Linked DNA regions of Homo sapiens: region 1 is linked to region 2. A link is a loop called in an ENCODE intact Hi-C map of the cell type or tissue named here. Cell type or tissue: endothelial cell of umbilical vein. All regions are shown on one strand. Each heading gives the region's core, and the rest is flanking DNA. Links, peaks and the distances in the headings are about the cores only. Region 1 has its middle 16 kb from the start of BMAL1. Region 2 has its middle 97 kb from the start of RASSF10.

The links. Peaks named below come from ENCODE experiments on the same cell type or tissue, not always from the same donor. Only the 100,000 strongest peaks of a DNase experiment are listed, where the experiment ranks them.
Region 1: it touches region 2 in a loop (3-fold over the local background); 1 of 110 quality-filtered maps calls a loop at or near these places.

What each region holds. Positions count from the first base shown.
Region 1 is chr11:13,259,514-13,264,889 of GRCh38, reverse strand. No RefSeq gene overlaps it. Among named protein-coding and RNA genes, the nearest start is that of BMAL1, 16 kb to the left of the region's middle. RefSeq lists an enhancer at 2,694-3,893. In endothelial cell of umbilical vein, for the core only: no CTCF peak of the experiment used is centred there; DNase peaks (open chromatin) are centred at 3,069 and 3,469; H3K27ac peaks cover 1,867 bases.
Region 2 is chr11:13,103,486-13,108,861 of GRCh38, reverse strand. No RefSeq gene overlaps it. Among named protein-coding and RNA genes, the nearest start is that of RASSF10, 97 kb to the right of the region's middle. In endothelial cell of umbilical vein, for the core only: no CTCF peak of the experiment used is centred there; DNase peaks (open chromatin) are centred at 3,361 and 3,991; H3K27ac peaks cover 959 bases.

The sequences.
Region 1 (5,376 bases), core at 112-5,111, 160 kb before region 2:
AGAACAATGAAGCTAATTTCCCTAACAAGCTTTGAGGTGTGGTGTGTCTGTTGCATTCACCCTTGTGCTCCCAGCACCTAGCCCAGCACTGGACACAAACGTAGTAAGTATTCAATAAACATTTGTGGAATGAATGAATGAATAATTAAAAATGCATTTCACAAGTGCATAAAAAGCTTTAAATGCCAATACTCCTAGAAAAGATGAAGTAGTTTCACTAATTTCTGATAAGAATGGAAGGGAGCAGAAAGTGAAAGTCCTTGGGAAGGAAGAGAATTAACATTTCCAGAGCACTGACTGTGTGCTAGGGGCTTTTCAGAGGCTTTCTGATATCTTCATAACTACCCGGGAGGTAGATATTATCATCCTCACCTGAAAGATTAACAATACTAAGGCTCACAGAGAAAATGTTCCCAATCACCCAGCTGGCAGTAGGTAATACAAACCCAGAGCCCTCCAGCTCCACGGCCCTACTGTTTTCTCTTCTCCATGGTCCCTCTGAGAAACACCACCAGCAGCAAGAAAGGGGCAAATGGAAGCAGAAAAAGCCTTGAAGGGAAAGAAAGACTCCATTGACTTCACAATTTTGCCTGGTGTCATCGCCATCACCTGCTCATTAATTGGCAGGACACTGCTAAGAGGTATCAGTAACCTGTGAGCAATGTGTCCTTAGGCATTTTATACTATATTGGTGTCTTCTTCAGAACCTGTCCTCTTCTCCATTAGCCATGACCTCACACCATCTTCCATCTCCTGTCTGTCTGAATGTGCCTTCTCATTCACTGACCCTGAACAGAGACAGCAATCTGTCAATCCGTCCATGTCCTGCCCGGGTGAGGTTTCCCACGCTGGGTCAAATTAAGCTTCAGGCTCCACTCATGATCTTGCTCTTTACAGATTCCTTTAAATTTCTGTTTTGCAATCATATTTTCCCTAGAACCCAAAGGTTTGGTTCCCAGAAGCTACTTCTCTTTTCCTTCCTTCCCTGACCTTTAAAGGTTTCTTCCATTCTGAGAGACTAAATACCATTTCATCACTCTCTACCTGGCATCTCCAGCGCTGGCCTGGTCCTGAGTTTTCGTCCCGCATCTTTCTGCCTGGTGGAAGTTTCACTTTAATGCAACATGTTTGAACCAAGCTCTCAATCTACTCTTTAATCTTATTCTCCCTCCCAAACTGTTCCTGTCATTAGCACCACATTCTACCAGTCATTAGACTTTTAAAGCCACCCACTTGAATAGTTAACCTCTCCTTCCTTTGCAGACTTTCCTTCCTTCCTTCCTCCCTCCCTCCCTCCCTTCCTTCCTTTGTTCCTTTCCCTTCTCTCCTTCTCTTACTCCTTCCACAGATCTGCCCCTTGCCCACTTACTATGGGGTATTTAATAAGCACTTACTACATGCCAGTCCAGGTTACTCTTTGCCTTCCTGGAGCCTACAATCTGGTGAGAGAAACCCACAAGCAAGTAAACTAGTTATAGCTTCTGTCAAGTACAGTGAACTAGACAGAGGGCTGTGTACAGGATAATGAAGGGAGCAGACAAGAAAGGGCCTCTCTGAGGAGGTGATATTTAGACTGAGATCCATGAGGAACAGTGGATATAGGAGGGTGGGCTGCCCATATGAGGTCTGATCGGGTGCCAGAGCTTAATGAGCTGGCAGGAGAGTGGATAGGCCAGGAAAGAAGTGAGTAGAAGCAGATCTGGAGGGACTAGGAGGGCAGGTGAGTCTGACTTTATTCAAAGTGCTTTGGAAGCCTTTAGAGGGCTCAAGTGAGGGGGAACCTAATCCGACTTACACTTGGAAGAAGCATGGGGTGGACAGTGACCTTCTCAGCTGTTTTCTGAAGAAATGATTGGAGAGAAAGTGGGTAAACGTGTGGGTTTGCCTTTCTCTTCCAAATCTTCCCAATATAATGTTTTTCTAATTAAGACTAATATTCTTCCTTGCAATCAAAAGGGTGAGAGTTACATTCTGCACCACTCAACAGCCATGCTTCAGAGAGGGGTCTTGGGTACTGGCAGTGAGCGATATCAACAATGCAACAACAACAGTAAAGCTTACGGAGCATGACTATGTGTACTCAATATGAGTACTTATGTGCATTAGATGTTTTAGTGCACAAGAGCCTTATATAGGGTGTATTGCCACCTTTATTTTACAGAGAAGGACAAAGAGGTGAATTAACTTGTCCAAGGTCACAGAGCAGCTAAGACAAAAATGAATGAAGAAACGATTTCCAAATAAATATAGTCAGTCTTTGATTGGTTTTTCGTCCTGTCTTCCACATTCATTGTGAAAAATGCAAACTGTACAAAACTGCATAAAGTAGAAAGTTAAAGCTCCCTGTAACCCTGCCCCTAAGGTGAGAGTTTGAACTTGCGCTCCGTGGTTTTTCCCCCAGCAGAGCTAGAATACTTCCTATAGGCAACCTGAAAAGCTCTCAGGTATCTGACTTCTACAAAGGGGCTGGTCCTCTCTTAAGCCAGTTTAGAAACAGAAGAATATAAAGCCACTTTCTTACCATTTCTGCTATAGAAAGTGAACGCCAAACCATTCTGGCTACAAAGAGAGTCACACCCATTTGGAGTGAAAGCTTTCATGAGTTTACATCACTGCTTAGAAGGACAGGCCAAAAAATACAGCAGGAGGACAATGAGAGTTTACCTTCATCCACGAACAATAAAACGAGAACAATGTAGAAGAGAAATCTGGTTGTTCATTTCTCCTCATTTTTATGTCTCATAAGAGAAATCATTTGGGTTTTCTCTGTAAAAAAACAAAACAAAACCAAAAACCCTAGTTTTAGCAGCAAAACTAATCACAACAAAACGATATTCTGGTGTCATTTTATAAATTCTGAATAAAAGCTGGAGGTATTCAAATTTCTAAACCCTGCAGCACAAAAGGCAGCTTTCCAAACAGGACTAGGCCACGCTAACTGTTGAATAGGAAAACTAATTAGCATCCTGTGTGAACTATCTTGTCTTTTTTTAGGACCGGAAATCAAATGGGAAGGGTTCCCTCCTGTTCCAAGTGAGTTCCAGAAGAATTACTCACGCTCCTTAACCTATGAGTCAGAAAGGAGTCTAGGAGAGTGTTTCCAAAACAGGCTGACAATAAGATAAACAAAGCAATTGATCTGTGGCAGTCAGGAGATCAGGGCTGCCACTGGTCAAAGTGAGGGATCAGGTCTAGAGTGTAAGATGGTAAACCTGGGATCGGCTGAGTCTCCCTGGAGAAGCCGTGCCAGAGCTCTGCAGACCAACCAGCCCCGAGCCATTTCCCGAAAGTCAATGTCCACAGGGAGGTTTGGTTCAGAACCTTTATTCAATTTCATTGATTTAGTGTATGGAATTGTAGCATCTTTCCCCCCGTATAACTCAAGGGACTTGTCTGCCATCACACTGCACTGCCTAGCCTGGCTCTCTAAATGCTTTGGCTATCCATGCGTTTGGACGTCCCACAACACAGGATATTAATCATTTCAGGACTCTGGGCCTGTTCCCAGTGTCCATGTTCGCCACTGTTGAGCTGCAGCCAGAAAAGCAGTTCCCAAATGACAGAGACGTTCCTAAACTTAAATACAAAGTAATCAAAATTCAGTTTAGGAGATAACCCAGCATCAAGCAGATACTCTCCTGGGAAGGTAGAGGATAAACTTCCTCATTGCTCCTTCTAGGGAAGAGTCTGAAGCCAGGGCTCAGCTCTGTCTGCGGCTGCTACAGGCCTACAGGCATCTCCTAACGGAGGATTTAGGGGTGTGCACGAGGCCTCATGAGGACACTGCCCCGCTAGCCTGATCCTTCCTTCCAAGAGAAAACCGCAGTGTGGATGTGCCGAGGTCGGCCCTGCCATGGAGGAAGAGCGGAAGCTGACTGGTGTTTTTCTCGATCCGCCATTAGACCTATTCGTGTACAGAGGCCAGGCTGAGGTGAGGGTGGGGTGGAGGAGGAACAGTGTCCTAAACAAGAATCCTGTCTCATCTGCTTGCCCTGACTTGCCCCTCTGTCCATCTGTCACGCAGTAGTCAGTCATCTTTCTAAACGCAGCTCTCAGATCACCTCCTCTCCTGAAAGCCTTTGAGGGAACCCTCCCTGAATACACACCTACAGAAATTCCAAAATTCTTCATAGGCCATCCAAGGCCCTTCACTCCTTGACTTTCTGCCTAACTTTCAGATTCATTACCAGCCACTCCCTGAGCTTCTAACCACATTTGCCTGCTCATTATTTCCTGAAAACATTGTGTACTTTTAGCTCTGCTTTCTTTATTCATGCTGTTTCTTCTACCTGGAATCCCATCGCCTACTGACTGCCTCCTGCTCAGCCCTGCAGTGCGCCCCCCCACATCTCACCTCTTTTTGCAGGAGTGCTCCTGGGTCCTGTTCCCACCCCTGCTGAGTTCGTTGCTCCCTGATCTGTGTTTGCATGGCACTAGATGCGTGCCTCTCTTCTAGCAGCTATTACCTTGTATGGGATCGGTCCATGCTCTTGATCTTCCCCATTAGACTGTGGGCTCCCCAGGGATGAGTGCTGTGTTTGCTCCATCTTAATTGAATCAAGGAGAGTTTACACATCAGCTGTTACACTCTTTGCCATTCATATAATGGCCAAAAGTTTAAAAGAAGCTGCATTGCAGCAATGGTCAATCCTGCTGCTCTCCCTCCATGCAGCTTTTTGCATTCAATGTGACTTTCAGCAACATTTGGCTTGCACCAACACTGATGGTATTCAGTTTCAAAAGAGTAACAGTTTCAGGGTGCACGTTTTCTGCATTTAATTGTTTAAGATAGGAACAGATAGCGTACCTAAATTGCACTCCAAGTCTCCCTCTCCCTCCCTCCTTCTCCTCTGTTTTTCTCTCCCTCCATCTCTCTGTCGTTGTTTTTCATTCTCTGTCTCTCCCTCTGCCCCCCGCCCACACAGATACACAACACACAGAGTAGAAATGCCTAAGGACACATGAATGAAGTTAGGGTACAAGGTTTAGTATGTAGTAAAAAATTTTAATGCCATGTCAAACAAAAAGCCCATTAGTTAACAGGTGTTTGCAGAAGGGCACTCCAGGTCCTCAGCCCTCAGCCAACCTAGGTGCTATAAAGGAATACCAACTTAGGCAAATTCCTGATATTGCTTTGGAAAATGGTTACACTGACTTTCCTTCCTTTCTCAGACATTTCCTCTCTCAATGTTCGCACATGGTGTTCTCTGCCTGGAAAGCCTTTGCCCTTCACCGCAGTGCCTCCATTAAGCGCATGCTTTGTCATCCTTCAACTTTCAGCTTAAACAAAACTGCCTCAGAGGGTTGTAGTTATCTCCTTAACCATCTCCGTAACTCTTTTCATCTTGCAAAGCTAAAACTCTGTACACATTAAAG
Region 2 (5,376 bases), core at 307-5,306:
GGAAGAGAGGTTCTTTTCTGGTCTGTGGATTTATCTGAGACTAGTAGCTTGGCTTTCAAGCTTTAAACTGTCTTTGTTTTGGAGGTCAGGTTTCACTGGGGAAATATCTGCCTAGGGATTTGTCTGCTTCCTCCTGCTATCATCACCTCCTGGAGATTCAAGAATAGGTCCAAAAGCTACTTTTTGTAAGGCCCTTTCTGGCCCTCTTCCCTCCACAAGCCCTGTATTCCAGACACCCCGGTTACTCATCGTTTCTCAGACACCACCCAGCTTTCTCCAGCCAGGTTGTCCAGCTACCTGGAAAGCCCCTCCCTCCACCCACTCCTTCAGTGCCACTCCCCTCTGCCTTTTTCATTCCACCCAATTTTCAAATCTTTCACCAAATGCTTTATCTTCCTTGAAGCCTTGCCTGAACCACCATTCAGAGGTGGTTCAACTCCTTTGAACTCTCCCAGCCCATGTTTGTCTCTTCCTCACAGCCTTGAACATATTAATTCAACAAAGACCTACTGTGTTCTATGGACCAAGCTCTATGCTAGGCTCTGGAGATGCAATGGTAAACAACAGAGTTGGGTGTGTATGTGTGTGCACATGTTGGGGTAAGAATGAGGGCAGAGATGCTAAACAAAATAGTTGCACAAAAACATATACATATACAAATTATAAGTACGATAAAGGAACAAGGGATAAAAAAATTCGAATGTGTACTTTAAAGAAGGATCTAGTTTAGAAAGGGAGACCAGGAAAGGCCTTCCAGAGGAATGAACATTTCAGCTGAGGCTTAATGGATCAGTGAGTTGTCAGTTACCTAAGAGAAGAGATGGGCCAAGGGCCTTCTCTGAAAAACAGGGGATGCAAAACCCACAAGGCCAGAGGAGGATGGGGTGTCTGAAGAACTACAAGGAGGCTAGCATAGCTGAAACAGTGAAGAAGCAGAGTGGAGTGCGAGGAGGCAAGAGAGTGGCAGGAAGTCCAATCACATGGGGCCAGCAGGTCGTGGTAAGCATTTCGAATTTCTTCCCAACTGTAAGATAAATCATTAAAGGCTTTTAAATCAGTACTATGGTCTGAATAATGGTTTTAAATACTTCTATGGCTACTATCTAAAAAGAGAAGCAAAAGTAAAAATGGGGCTACCAAGAGGAGGTCATATGATCTCCACATGAGAGATGGTGGTGGCAGTGGGAGTCGGGAGAAGAGGAGGGAACCTAGATCTAGATCTACTTTGGGAGCCTGAAATTTTATCGGATGTAGACATGAGGGAGAGGTAGGTGTTAAAGATTACTCCCAGATGAATGGCTTGGACCATTCATCTGGTGGATGAACCTGCCTCCCAGTGAGAAAAGCCATGCTGGAGGAGTAGCAAGTCTAGGTGGAAATGTCCAAGGTGCAATTTAAGACATTAGATTGCAAGTAGATAATGTCAATCTACTTGCAATGTCAAGTAGGCAGCTGGATATATTGATCTAGATCAGAGAGAGGTCACTGTGGGAGACATACATTGGAAAATCATCAACTATAGATTTAAGTCTTGTGAATGAATGAGATAACCACAGTGTGGAAAGGAAAGAGAAGAGATGAGGTGGGCAGAGAACAACATACAGGACAGCGCCTTGAAGAACCTAAAGTTTTTCTTTGATTTAAATTATCTCTGCCCCTTGAGGGCAGGAACAATGTCTTTGTCAAATTTGTTTCTTTTCTGTGCTATCTCAGGGGTAGGCAGTGAATCTAAATTAAGGAATTTTACTGGGCTCAGAAGTAACATTGTAAGTGCTCATATGAACTCATTCAACAAACATCGATTGAGCAGCTACTGTGCAGCAAGTACTGTGGCAGAAAATGAGGGTAAAATATGAGTAAGATGTAGTCTCTGCTGCACTCAGGGATCTCCCAGATTAGTGAGGGGAAGGGATAAGAAAAGAGATGCCAACATCAGTGATACCTACATCTATAACAAAGAGTACTCTAGAGGTACTAGGTACATGCCTAGAGATTTCCATTTATTTTTCACATAATACTGAAATTGACTCAGTACTGAATTTGACTTAAGTTATTTGCCCAAGGTCACATAGCTGGCTGACAGCGGAGCAGAAATGTGAACTTAGACTAGCCTGGCTCCAATTCTGTGCTCTGGACATCACCCCTGTGGCCTGTTCATAGCATGTCTTGATGCTTTTTCCCTGCCCTGCCCTTGCTGCAGAAACTCCTGACCTGCCTGCTACAAACATAGTTCCCTGGGACACCCCTACCCACAATGTGGAGAGCAGAGAGGCCTTGCTTGTGACAAGAGCTGATGTCCTTTAGCTTTTCCATGTCCCCTGCCTTTAGTGAGCCTAAAATCTAGGAGAAGAGGTCTGACACATGTGCATAAATAGCCATGTTATAGGAATGACAAGTCCGTGACATGGTCCACATTTCTTAGACAATGTCATCTGCCATCTCTCCTGTGCTCTGGTAGCACTTTTTTAATCCTTGACAGGTTCCATACATTGAATTGTACTTATGCACACTTTTCGGTTGTGAGGGCCTCCAGAGCTGTGACTGCGGTATAATTTTATACATCCTGTGTATTTCTCAAATCGAGTCTCTTCATTTCTCAGGCAGAGATTACCACCTTCATGTCTCTTGCCTTGGGTTATTGCCACAGCCTCCTAACAATTTCCTGCCTCAAATCTCTCCCTGGTTTTATCCACCCTTCAGAAAGTAGCCAGAGTGATCTTAAACCACAAAGCTTGAATCAATCCCTTGCTTAAAACCCTCAATGGCACAACATGCCTCTCAGAATGAAGCCAAGCTCTAAGACTGGAACTCCAGGTCCTCCAATGATATCTTGCACATTCTATACTTTGGCAACATTCTCTGGTCCAGCAGCAAGTGCTGCTTGTAGCCCTATTCCAATGCTCCTCAGCTCTGGGCACCTGCTCTTCCTCTACCTTCCGAAAATGCGCTTTCTCTCCACCTTCACAGAGCCACTGTTTACTCATTCATCATGGAGCCCCACTGCTGGACTTCTGAAGTGTGACCTATACTCATCATTTTATGACAAGCAGCTTCTGATGTGTCAATTTTGACCACTAGAGTGAGTTTCTAGGGGACAACCAGGGTGTCTTTTGCATCTGCATCTCTCCAGCATCTACCACAGTGTCTGCAAAATAATAATCACTCAGTAAATACTTGTTAAATGAATGAATGAGCAAGTGAATGATTAATTGTAAAGTACTAGGATGTATTAAGCACCAAATGAGCAGTACAGACAATAAGTGTGAGAGAAAGGAGGAAGTAGTCACTTCCAGTTGGGGTAGCCCCAGAAAGCTTCCCAGATAAGAATAAATGTATGCTAGGCCTTGCAGGATGAGATAACGTGTGCTGGCCCAGTGCCAACTAACAGTTGGCGTTGAATGAGGGTGAAACGAATCTGATCTGGCTGGATGGAAAAAAGTGGGGAGGACATTTTATGGGGACAGGTGGTGGGGACAAAGGCTTTTAGGTGGAAAAACACAAGGCAAGTTCAGGGAATAATCCAGAGACCAGCTGGATAGGAGCAAAGGATTAATAGTGGGGAAGACAGACAGGGAGGAAGAGGAAGTGGGGGACAAATGGTGGACAGTGCAAAGACGTGTGTGCATGGTGTGGGCTTTTGCACAGAGTGGTCAATAACTGAGAGCCACAGAGCTGCCTGCACCTGTCTTTTTCATCAAGGTTTAAATTTGAACTAGATTAAGAGAACCTCTGAACAATGCAAACAAAACACTCAAACAATGCCTTCCAGGGTCGTGGGATGGGGCGGAGTAGGAGAGGTACAGGATCAGGTCGTTATCTAATGTCTCTGTAGTGTGGAACAATAGGCCAAAATAACCCCAACAGGTTCTCATTTTTCTCTGCATCTCTAGTTTTGCCCGAATTAGAGAGCAGCTGAGTTGACCTAGGAAAAAAATCTACTTTGAGCAGGAAATGCAGTAGGGAGGAGAATGGGAAATTCTAAAATCATGCCAAGAGAGGAAATGGCCAGTGCTGGTTGGGCTGAGAAGAATGGGGCCCCTTGCCCTACTTCACTCCTGGTCTGCTCTTGGGAACAGCCTATATACAAGGTGCTTGACAGCACAGGATAGGGACAGAGGGGTACGTGTCATGTTGGCCACTCCTGGCTGTTTGGAGCCAACACTGATATTACACTGTGTCTGGAGAAGGAAAGCAGGCAATGAGGCTGGGCAACACACAGGAGAGCTCTGTCCCATCACCAACTCCACCTGCCTCCCATATCCATCTCAAAGGAGGCAGCACGCTGCAGCGAAGAAGAAACTGGGGAGGGAGTTCAGAGTCAGGAGCTTTAGCCTCCATCTCTGCCGTTTACTTGCCTTTTGGTATTGACCAGCCATTGATACTCTCCAAGACACTGGTCTTGTTTCTCTTCTATTGCTCTAATGAAGAAGGTGGGTTAGGGATCCTCCCAAATCTCAAGGTCTAAGACTCTCCCACCAGTTGGCTGTAATTTGGTTATCCAGCCTCAGCTTCCTATACTGGATTTCCATTCACCCTTTGCTCCAGTCACAGCAGAACATTCCCCGAACCTGCCCTGTATTTTCCTTCCTCTATTCCTTTGTTCACATGGCTTCCATCCAAACATCTCTTACTTTCTTTCTTTTTCTTTCTTTCTTTCTCTTTCTTTCTTTTTCTTTCTTCCTTTCTCTCTTCCTTCCTATCCTCCTCTCCTTCTTCTTTTCTTTTCTTTTTTTTCTTTTCTTTCTTCCTTTCTTTCTTCCTTTCTCTCTTCCTTCCTATCCTCCTCCTCCTTTTTTCTTTTCTTTTCTTTCTTTCTTCCTTCCTCTCTTTCTTTCTTTCTTTCTTTCTTTCTTTCTTTCCTTCTTTCTTTCTTCTTTCTTTTTCTCTTTTTCTTTTCTTTCTTTCTTAGTGTCTCACTCTGTTGCCCAGGCTGGAGTACTCTCTCTCTCTTTCTCTTTTTCTTTCTTTTTTTCAGAGTCCCACTCTGTTGCCCAGGCTGGAGTGCAGTGGTGCAATCTCTGCTCACTACATTTTCCACCTTCTGGGTTCAGGTGATTCTCATGTCTCAGCCTCCTGTATAGCTGGGACCACAGGCGCACACCACCACACTGCCTAATTTTTATATATTTTGTAGAGATGGGTTTCTCCATGTTGCCCAGTCTGGTCTCAATAACTCCAGCGTTCAAGCAGTCCATCCACCTCAGCATCCCAAAGTTCTGGGATTACAGGCATAAGCCACCACACCTGGTCCTCTCAGTTTCATTTATTGAAATCCTGCATTTCTTTCACGAGTAACCCATTCACCTCGTTGGGAGAAAAACTTTCTTTTAAATCCACATGCATGTGGGAGCATTGATAGCCGAGCAGTGAGGAATA